Regions from separate parts of the Mus musculus genome. Here region 1 is linked to region 2. Evidence: chromatin loops called from intact Hi-C (ENCODE). Cell type or tissue: gastrocnemius. All regions are shown on one strand.

Region 1 (5,000 bases), 78 kb before region 2:
TACCTCTGAAGTCTCCCCCAGTTAGCACTGCATTATCCTCTTATTTAACCTGATTCCCCATTATCCACTATAGTGCCTGGTAGCTCATTATCATCATAAAAACAACAATAACACAGTAATTATAGATAACATTTATTCAGTTAACTGAGTGCCAGGTACTATGCTAAACAGCACCTCTTCCTTTATGATTATAATATCACTCACCCATTCATAAACCCTAGAAGGTAGGTTCCATGTCATTTCACATTTTGTAGATAGGGATGGAAGTGAAGACTCTGCCCCAAAATCACAGAAGTAGTAAATGATGACGTCGGAGTCTACACCTGACACTGAAGCTCTTAATACCACATCATAGCTGCCCAATAAAATCCTTTTTCAAATCTTTAGTTAAGTTTTCTATATTTGTTTTTAATTTATTTAGGGGCAGGGTTTTATAATGTAGCCTTGGGTGCCTTGGAATTATGTAGACCAGACTGGCTTCAGACTCACAGATCTGCCTTCCCTTGTCTCCCAAGTGCTCGTATTGAAGGTGTGCTCCATACGTATCTGTGTGTATGCATATATGTGGCGGGGTGCATGTGAAGACAGGAAGAAGGCATCAGATTCCCTGTAGCTGGATAAAGGTGGGTGCTGGAAACTAAACTCAGGTTCTCCGCAAGAGCAGCAAGTGCTGTTAACTCCAGAGCCTTCTCTCCAGCCTCCCCGCCCCCCAGTAATTTCTTTAATGAAGTTTCTTCTGTCCAGAACCTTAGGAAGTACTTTTGGCTTTTTTGACTTTATAACTCATCAATTATGGTTTTTTGTTTTTGTTTGTTTGCTTTTTTGTTTTGTTTTTCAAGGCAGGGTTTCTCTGGCTGTCCTGGAACTCACTCTGTAGACCCGCCTGGCCTTGAACTCAGAAATCCCCCTGCCTCTGCCTCCCAAGTGCTGGGATTAAAGGCATGCACCACCACTGCCGGGCATCAATTATATTTTAAATGTATCCATGTTTTGCTTACGAACAAAGCTTAAAGTAATTTTAATATCTTTAAATGTAACTCACGTAAGTCATAATTAGTTACGCTTTCTCAGTAAGCACTGTGCTGACTTGAGAACTCACCATGAGAGAGAACTAACCTACAGATTGTTCTCAAATGTCAAGAGGTGTTCACAGTTCCTTCTTTATCAAAAAAACAAAACAAAACAAAAAAAAACAAAAACAAAAAACCTATATCCTGTTACTATATTTTTTTCTGGCATTATTCACACTTACTACCCCTAGCACATCATCTAAGTAACATGTTATTGTGTCTATTACTGACCTGTATAACTCTGTCATACGATGTTCATTTACTAACCCCATGTGTTCATGATGCCTGGCACACAGGCTGCCCCAAATGTTTGTGGGATGTCTGAAATCCGAGAGTGAATGAATGAATGAAATGAACAGGAAACCGAACAAGTCGTGACATTTGCTTTCGTATTCAGATTTTGTGCTTTTTTTTTGTTAAAAAAAATAATTTTTTTTTTAGCTGACTAGGTTTTCATATTTCAGACATTCCTTTAGACTGGTCAAGAAGCTGAGAAACCGTGATTTCGTACCTATTGTGTGCCTAAGAGATCAAACAGGCATAACCTGGACACCCAAATCAATGCTTTACTGTCGTTTCCTTTATCTCTTATAAAGCAACAGTGGGCGGCCTGCTTCATCAAGTATAGACTCTGGCAAAAAAGCAGAACGCCTTTGTTTTCTAAACAAAAAAACTCCTGGCAGCTCTCATATAGCTGTCTGGATCAGCCTTGGGTATTCCAACTCAAGGCACCCATTACACACACAAAACATCTGATATTTGTGTAACAGGTCCTTAACCCCTGGCCGTGGTGCTTATTGCCGAAGGGGCGGTGGTGCACTAGATAGCTGCAGAACTCAGTAACTTCCCTCCCCGTGAAACAGTCTGTGGCTCAGTTCTCAAAGCTGGGCCAAACAAGTAATTATAGCTTCCCTCTGTGGTGTGCAGGGCAGGAGGCTGATTTAATAAAGGAAGCCTGCTGTCTGTCTCCAGCCTGCTTGTGACTCATGGAACCCGGGAGTCCCGGCAGCACTACCCGAAGAGGGTGGTGAGCGGCTGGGGGTGGGAGGTAAAGGGGTAGCCAGCTCAGCTAGCCAGAGCCCCAAGAATGAGGAAACTCCCCGCTTGGCGGGTAGGAACCAGCAGCTGGAGCCAGAGGAAGTGAGGCTGGGACAGAGCAAGCAGCTGCTGCTTCTCCCCGGAAAGAAGGCTCGTGCCATGTGGACATCTACAATAAAATGGGTTAGTGGTTTTTATATTCAGAATCGGGGCGGAGGGGGCACAATCAGATTGCCTCTGTTAGGGGTGGCTGCCTGCCTGCCTGACTCTATGTGATATGCCAGTGGCCTTGGTTTCTCTGGAGGTCTGGGTGGATGGAGTCTGGATTGATCCTGGATGTTAATTTGGTTTCTCACTTTGGCAGGGAGGTGGCTAATGAGGTGTTCACAGCCGCAGAGACAGTGGGAGGGGGTGGTTTTAGCTGCTCGTGGGCTGACAGCTGCTTTGGAGAGGATTTGGATGCCACCTCCGATAGGTCACCACAGGTCATCTTATCCTTCCTACGGTCTCCAGCAGCTTCTTCCTCCTTTGCTGACAATCAGCCAGACAGGCAACTTGACCTCCTCTGTCTCCTGCTGGCCCTGCCGGCAGGGAGATTCCAGAGTCATCCCTCCCTCCCTCCCTATCCTTCCCGCTGAGTCACCACACCTCCCGGTCAGGTGATCCTCCCCTGGGCCCTTCTGAGAGCACCTTGACCTATATTCCGAACTCCGTGACGGTAGATTGTAATTGTCCCGAGACAAGGCCCGCCAGGCAGCGGGCACGGTGCCCTGGTAGCCCCGGCTGCAGACAGACGCCCCGGGCAGCGGGAGGGGCGCTCCCTCCCCCGGAAGCCAGCAGCGAGAGGCCTGGAAATGGAAAGTTAAGAGGCTGGAGGCTGTGTGCAGGCGGGTGGCAGAGGAGGGTGGTGGCAAGCTGAGTCAGCTGGGAAAGCCGACAGCTAGCCACTGGGAGCTGCAGGCTCACCCCTGCCCCTCCCCAACCCCCTCTCTGAGGGATGCCAGCTCAAGGCCAGATGCGGGACAAACGCCATTGTGGCTGGCGACATGACCGCCCACCCGAAGGGGAGAAGTGAGTTAAGATGTCAATAACGGGACAAACCTTGATGTTTCATCTGGTCAGTCAGCCTAGGAAAACACACACAGGGGGCAAGCTGTCATCCCTACGTTACCCACAGAATGGCCTCTACGTGTCTTGTGTATGGGTTCTTTGTGCAATCCTGTGCAGTCTTTGTGTCTTCTGAAAGAGAGGGCAGTGGGGGTGCTGTGGGAAAAGGGACTGAGAGAGGAGTCAGAGTCAAACTTGAAGCCCCGTCCCCGGGCATAGTGCCTGAAAAAGGTGACCAATAGCCAAAGATCACAGTCCCCTTTGAGTTGGAAAGAGCTCTGAATTCAGAGGCATTCTTAAAATCTCCCTTCAACAGCCAGCAGTACTGTGTGTGACCTTACAAAGTTAAGTCCATCAGTCCAGTGGGGATTTTAGTAGACTGCTTCTACTGAATCTCAGGGTCCACATTAAATCCGATGACTAGAGTAAGGTTTATTCGTTATGTATAAGGGTGCATACCTGAGCCCGCACTTGGTGGTACAGGCTAGGAATCTCAGGTAACTGGTAGGCTGAGGCAGGGTGATCAAAACTTCAAAACCAGCCTGGGCAACTTAGTGAGACCTTTTGTTCAAAATAAAAAGCAAAATAAACAAGTAAAAAATAAATAAATAAATAAATAAATAAATAAATAAATAAATAAATAAATAAATAAAATGAGGAAGGGCTAGAGAGATAGCTAAGAAGCTAAGCATTGGCTGCTTTTCCAAAGGGACACAGATTTGATTCCCAGTAACCACTTAACATTACATCATTTCCAAAGGTGTTTCTTCAGGCCTCTGGGATACCAGGTACATGCACGAGGCATAGACATACGTGTAGACAAAAATGCCCAAACACATAAATCAACAAAAATAAATAAGTAAATAATAAAAGACAAAGAGCTGAGATCCAGGTATGGTGGATTGCACCTATAACTCCAGTACTTGGGAATTAGAGTCGGGGAATCAGAAATTCACAGTAATCTTCAGCTACATGAGGCGAAAATCTGAGGCTAGCCAGGGCTGCGTGAAACTGTCTCAGGAAGGGATGGGGGAGGGAACAAGAGGCGGAGTCACCGCTGACTTTAGGGTTATCTACCTTATCAAGCAGACAGCCCCACAAGTTAGTCTTACTTGTTTTATTCCCTTATATAAGAAAAGATACATGTTTATCATAGTTTAGGTAAAAGCCTGCAGATGAGGCACACTTTTCAATGTTGCTTTTGCTTGTTTCTCCCCTCCCAGGCTCAAAGCCAGAATGATACTAAGTAAGCTCTCCATTACCAAGCAACGCCCTTAACCCCAGCACAGTTTTCATTTATATTTAGACAAGGTTTCCTGTCTGTAGGTTTCAGGCTGGGATTGAACTCACAATGAGCTTGACCTTGCACTTTGGTTCTTCCTATCTCCAATTCTCCAGTGCTGGGGTGACAAGCACAAAAAGTAGGGTTGCACCACAATACCTGGTTTATAACATGTTCAGAATCAGACCCAGGGTTTCTTGCATGCTAAGGCAGCACTCTTAGCAACTAAGCTATACCCCCCGCCTCCAGCTTCTTTTTGTTTTTTAAAGATATATTTATTTTTCTTTTAGTGTCTGAATGTTTGCCTGCATATGTGTGTGTGTGTGTGTGTGTGTGTGTGTGTGTGGTATGTACCATGTGTATGTTTGGTGCCTGAGGGGGTCAGAAGAAGGTATCAGATCCGATCCCTTGGAACTGGAGTTACAGATGGTTGTAAGCTACCCATGTACTTCCTGGAACGTAAAACCCTTCCTGATCCTCTGCAAGAGCAGCAAGGACTCTTA
Region 2 (5,000 bases):
AGGTTCTAGTTCTAGTCTCCAGATCTTAGTGCTCACCATTTGAAACTCAGCATGAAAAGAATTACATTCACATACATTTTCTCTACTAGGTTTCCCATTTCTTTACCTTCTCTGATACCAGAGCTTGGTCCAGAAACCAGCTTTTGACTCTTCTTGCAGCTCAACCACATTGCATCCTTACCTAATTGATCTCTGCATCTTTAAAAGGGCATTGGAAAGAGTTTTGTTTTGTTTTGTTTTTTAAATCCATTCTAGCTTCATTATTACCAATCTGATATTTTGAGAAGACTGCTCATTTGTATTTGTTTTTTTAAGTTGATCTCTATAAATTACTATGATTGAATTATTTCCCATATAGCATAGCTAAAAAGCATGGTCTCTTTAAAGAGGATGTCTTGTCTTCTAATCTATGTCCCCCTATCCAGTAGCAATGAGATCTTTACATTTTTAAATTTTATTTTGTGTGTATGAGTATTCTGCGTGCATGCATGTGTGTGTACTGTGTACATTCCTAGTGCCTAGAAGCCAGAAGAGGACATTAGAGCTTTTAGAGGAACAGGCTGTTGTGAACTGCTAGGAACTAAGTCAGAGTCCTTTGGAAGAGGAGTCAGTGAGTGGAGCCAGCTTTTAAATGCTGAGCCATCTCTCTAGCTCCTCTCAGTGGGACCCTTAAGCAAGTCACTTCTTTCATACAAGTGTCCCTATCTATAAATTAATAATTAACAGCAGTACAGAACCTAAACTGATCAGTCTTAAATGTCAACTGGGTCAATGCATGTGAACTATTAGGAACTGAGAGAATAGTACTTGATGCCAAATAAGAAGTATTTTAGCTTATATCAATATTTTTGTGGTCATTTGCTCTTCTGTCCCTTCTGTCCTTCTTCTGTCCCCCTGTCCTTCTGTAACAACAGCCGTGTCTGTCCTCTCCAGTTTGCTACCTCCATCTCTTTGTTAATGTTATTACCTGTTTTTTTCTTCAGGATGAAATGAGTTAGTATCCACAAATACTTAGAACACTGCCTGGCACTAACTAATTACTAAGTGAGACTGGGGTTCCTCTGCCTTGACTCTGCTCTCAATGCTGTCCAGATTGGTTCTTCCAGGGCAGTTTGGAGAGTTTCATTTCTCTTGTAACCTTTAGTTTTCCCAACAGGAACTATGATAAAACACTGCTTTCACACCAATATCAGATGACTTTTAAGGAACAGCTGTAAAGGGGGCATTAATGCAAAGATAAAGCCTGGCAGTGGTGGCACACATCTTTGATTCCAGCACTTGGGAAACAGAAGCAGGTAGATCTCTGAGTTCTGGCTACAGAGCAAGTTTCAAAACAGCCAGAGCTATACAAAGAAAACCTTTCTTGAAAAAAAAAAGTAAAACAACAACAGAAAAATAAATTTGGGTTATGAAGTAGTGAAGTTTTAACTATTTAAAGACAGATATTGCTTACTAAGATAGTCTCTCTCTCTCACACACACACCTATATAAAACTTTTATCAATGATCAAATTCAAGAGTCAGGTGTGGTGGCATATGCCTCTAACCTCAGGCACGGTAAGGCAGAGGCAGGTGAATTTCTGTGGGTTCCAGGACAGCAGAAGTTGACTCTGTCTCAGACAAGGGAACAAAACCAAAACAAATTCAAGTCAATTTATTTATTTTAACAAGACATTAAATTTAAATTTCATCTGTCATAGGTTTAAAACAGAATATGAAGGGGAAAGGCCAAAGAGATTGAGATTTTTGCTGGAGAATCAATAGGTTCATGGAGATAATAAAAAGAGTTTTATTTCTCAATTTAAAAAGTAACAGTTGTTTGGTTATTGCTGTGAAAAGAGACTTAATTGTGAACTAGTCACTTGTGAAGTGGTCATTTGCATGACCTGCTCTTTAACCCTTTGTTTATTGGCAGCTACTTTTTGTAGTTTAAATGTTTTATTATAATTTTGTGAAGAAAAGTATTTTTCTCTGCTAAAAACTGCATTGGATTAAAAAAAAATATTCAGCCACATAAGGCCATTTCTCCACTGTCTTAGTTCCCAGATGTTTTAAAAAGAAAGAAAAGAAAAAAAAACCATACTTTCATGGGTATTTTTAATGCGTTACTGTAGGGAGCGGCAGATTGAGAGTTAACGCCTTTCAGAGGGAAGAACAGTCCATTGGGGGTTAAACTGCAGAGTCTAATGGAATAATAACTGGTAGCACCATCTGCTGGCCTACTTCCGCAGAAGGAGTCAGTATTTTTAACGACATCTCTAATATTCATGCTGATGCGTTTTGATGCTTTGTGCATTCATTTCTTTCTGTGCTTTGTTGGAATCTGCTTACAGCTATTGAGGCAAGAGCTCGTAGGAGGGCTTGCAGCCTTTATCCTAGCTAAAGAGGATGAACAGCAGACGTAAACTTGCCAAGGCAGGAATGTGTTGATAAATCAAAATGTGTATTTGTGGACGGCTGTGCATCTCTCGGTTGCAGCTTGCTAAATAGGCCATTTAGGAGTCTTCTTTCAATGCTTTTTCCTTGAGCACTGCCTGGGGTGGTGAAAAAGCAGAGGGCAAGCCTTTGTCTGACGCCAAAAATGTCTTCAGTGAAGAGGCCAAGAGGAAGGGTAAGTGAAGCCTGAATGAGTGGGAGGAGGAGGGGTTCTTTGGGCTAAAAGGCTAATGGGATTGAATAACCCTCCTCGTTACTGGCTGCTGCAGCGGCGGCAGGAGTCGCACTGCATCGCCATCTTGAGCTGGGTGCTGTTTTCTCAGCCTGGGCTATTTGTTGTCGTCTGTAGGCCTTAAGGTGGCATTTTAGAGACCGTGTCCTTCTGTCCCCAGTGCTGTGACACTGCTCTGACATCTTGATGAGGCAGGTATAGAAAAGACACCCAGTAGAACACACTGGAATCGGCATGAAAATGTGCTTGGAAATTCCTGGGTTTTTTCTCTGCTGTAGTCACAGTCATGTTTACGGGTAAGAACCTAGCAAAACTGATCTAAGCCTATATGGACGAATGTGTGTTTGGAGAGGAAATTCTTTTAAAATGCTCTTGGTCTGTTTCCTGTGAGACTGCTAAAATATTAATAATTGTAATATAAAACTGAAAAGCTTGCTTCTTTCTAAAATAGCTTGAGTAAAATTATAATAAAGACAAAAATCCACATTTAACTCTTTCATGAGAAAACTAAAACTTTCTTTGATTTTAGATAAGAGAATGCCTGTTTACTAACTAGCTAGCTATGCTGCTGCATTAAAATAATTTTGTGTTCTCTTTCTTGTCTTAAAACAGGGTTTTTCTTTTTCTAAGGAGAAGTGATTCTAAGTTACAATAGCTATTTTTTTAATTTATTAATTTTGAGTTTTGGAAGAAAGATGAAAGAAAAGACTTTCATCCTAAGTGTAAATAATAATCACAGGACAAAATCTGAAATAACCACATTTCTATGCATTAGGAGTATCAACCGATCTGTCTCCCCTTAACCTGTATTTGCAAGTAGCTGAGCTGTGCTCTGTCCTAACTTCCAGGTGAGCAGAGCCTCACTACCTTTGTTTGTGTCACTCACATGTCGGCTCTGTCATTTTACTGCTGTTTAACTTAAATTTTTCAGACATTATGTCAGTTTTTTAAAAATATACTTTGGTATATTCTATTTATAATTTTTCTTTTCTTTAGCCTCCATCTTCCAAGAAGAGTGATGGTTCTGGGACATACACTAAGCTGCAGAATACCCAGGTGAGGGTCATGTCTGAGAAGAAGCCACGAAAAAGGGTGGAATCAGAAAGCAAGCAAGAAAAGGCCAATCGTATAATATCAGAGGCCATAGCAAGAGCAAAGGAGCGAGGGGAACGTAATATCCCGCGAGTAATGAGCCCTGAGAACTTTCCTAGTGCTTCAGTCGAAGGGAAAGAAGAAAAGAGAGGTCGGAGGATGAAATCTAAGCCAAAAGACAGAGACAACAAAAAACCAAAAACGTATTCTAAGTTGAAAGAGAAGACAAAAATTGGGTAAGTTGATTATTAATTAAATGTAATGTTTTCCAGGTCCTGCTGAGGTCCAACCTCTTTCTGCTGTTGGTTTGAGTGTGGACTCCATTGCTGTCTACCGTGTGCATTTTATTTCCATTTTCAGTGAATTAGGTAATAGTCTAGGGTCTCCCAATATTACTTTTCTGTTAACACAGTGTTTTGTATTAATAAAACAAAATGTGCAAGGGAAAGGACTAAAAATTCACATTTTTTGTGACAGTTCATTAGTCACTTTCTTTAAAGACATTTGAAATTCTTCCACTATTTCTTTACTTCCAAGTGGCATTGTAACTCACATGGCATCTAATAGTTTAAAACATAATAGAGAGTATTTTCTCAGAAAACCCAACCGCTCAAAACTCTGGACTGTTGGTAGGGAGTTACAATAGGCGTTTACTGGTTTACTTTATGTCATAAAGAGGCCAGGTGTTAAATGCTCCAGGAGAATCCATAGAGCAAAGAAGTGCTCGCCTCTCCCAGTTGTCTGTTGAGTCTTATTATTCTATCTGTTGTAGTGTTAGGGATCGAATCCTCAGACTTAGTGTTTTGTCTTAAATTTTACAACTGAGGTTTTATACATGCTAGACAAACCCCTCAGTGCCAGAGCCGATTCTATGTGTTTTCATTTGACTGTGTGCACATTTTCAAAATATAAATATATGCAGGCTTTGTATGTAAAGTTGAGCATAATGTAAGGCCCTGCTAGCTCACGGTTGTTCTCACAGGACTAGTCATTTTTTGAAGCTTTCTGTAGAATTTTTCATAAAGTGCTTTATGTAAGCTAATGTAGGATTTTTGTTGTTCACTTACACAGAGAACAGAGAGAGAAGCCCTCTGACCAGAGACTCTTCATTTGCTTGCATTATTGCTGTTTAGTTACCAGCACATTGAACTCTTTATTTTCATCCCGATGTAGTCAAAACAAATGCAGTCTGTTCGTGTATAATGCATCAATAAATAATTATTATTGGTAATACACTATTT

What was found. A loop is a pair of places that touch in the nucleus more often than their neighbours do. Peaks named below come from ENCODE experiments on the same cell type or tissue, not always from the same donor. Only the 100,000 strongest peaks of a DNase experiment are listed, where the experiment ranks them.
Region 1: a loop joins it to region 2, with 10 times the contacts of the local background. A loop is called at or near these places in 1 of 42 quality-filtered maps.

Annotation. Positions count from the first base shown.
Region 1 is chr8:90,874,418-90,879,417 of GRCm38, forward strand. All of the region lies in intron 2 of Chd9 (chromodomain helicase DNA binding protein 9), which reads left to right. Among named protein-coding and RNA genes, the nearest start is that of Chd9, 48 kb to the left of the region's middle. In gastrocnemius, no CTCF peak of the experiment used is centred here; DNase peaks (open chromatin) are centred at 2,137, 2,581, 2,887 and 3,375; H3K4me3 peaks cover 2,233 bases; H3K27ac peaks cover 3,067 bases.
Region 2 is chr8:90,952,720-90,957,719 of GRCm38, forward strand. Chd9 (chromodomain helicase DNA binding protein 9) reads left to right here. Exons shown (of 40, transcript NM_177224.2): 4 at 3,664-3,995. Among named protein-coding and RNA genes, the nearest start is that of Gm39221, 100 kb to the right of the region's middle. In gastrocnemius, a CTCF peak has its summit at 2,211 (motif pointing left); DNase peaks (open chromatin) are centred at 2,243 and 2,695; H3K4me3 peaks cover 3,231 bases; H3K27ac peaks cover 3,322 bases.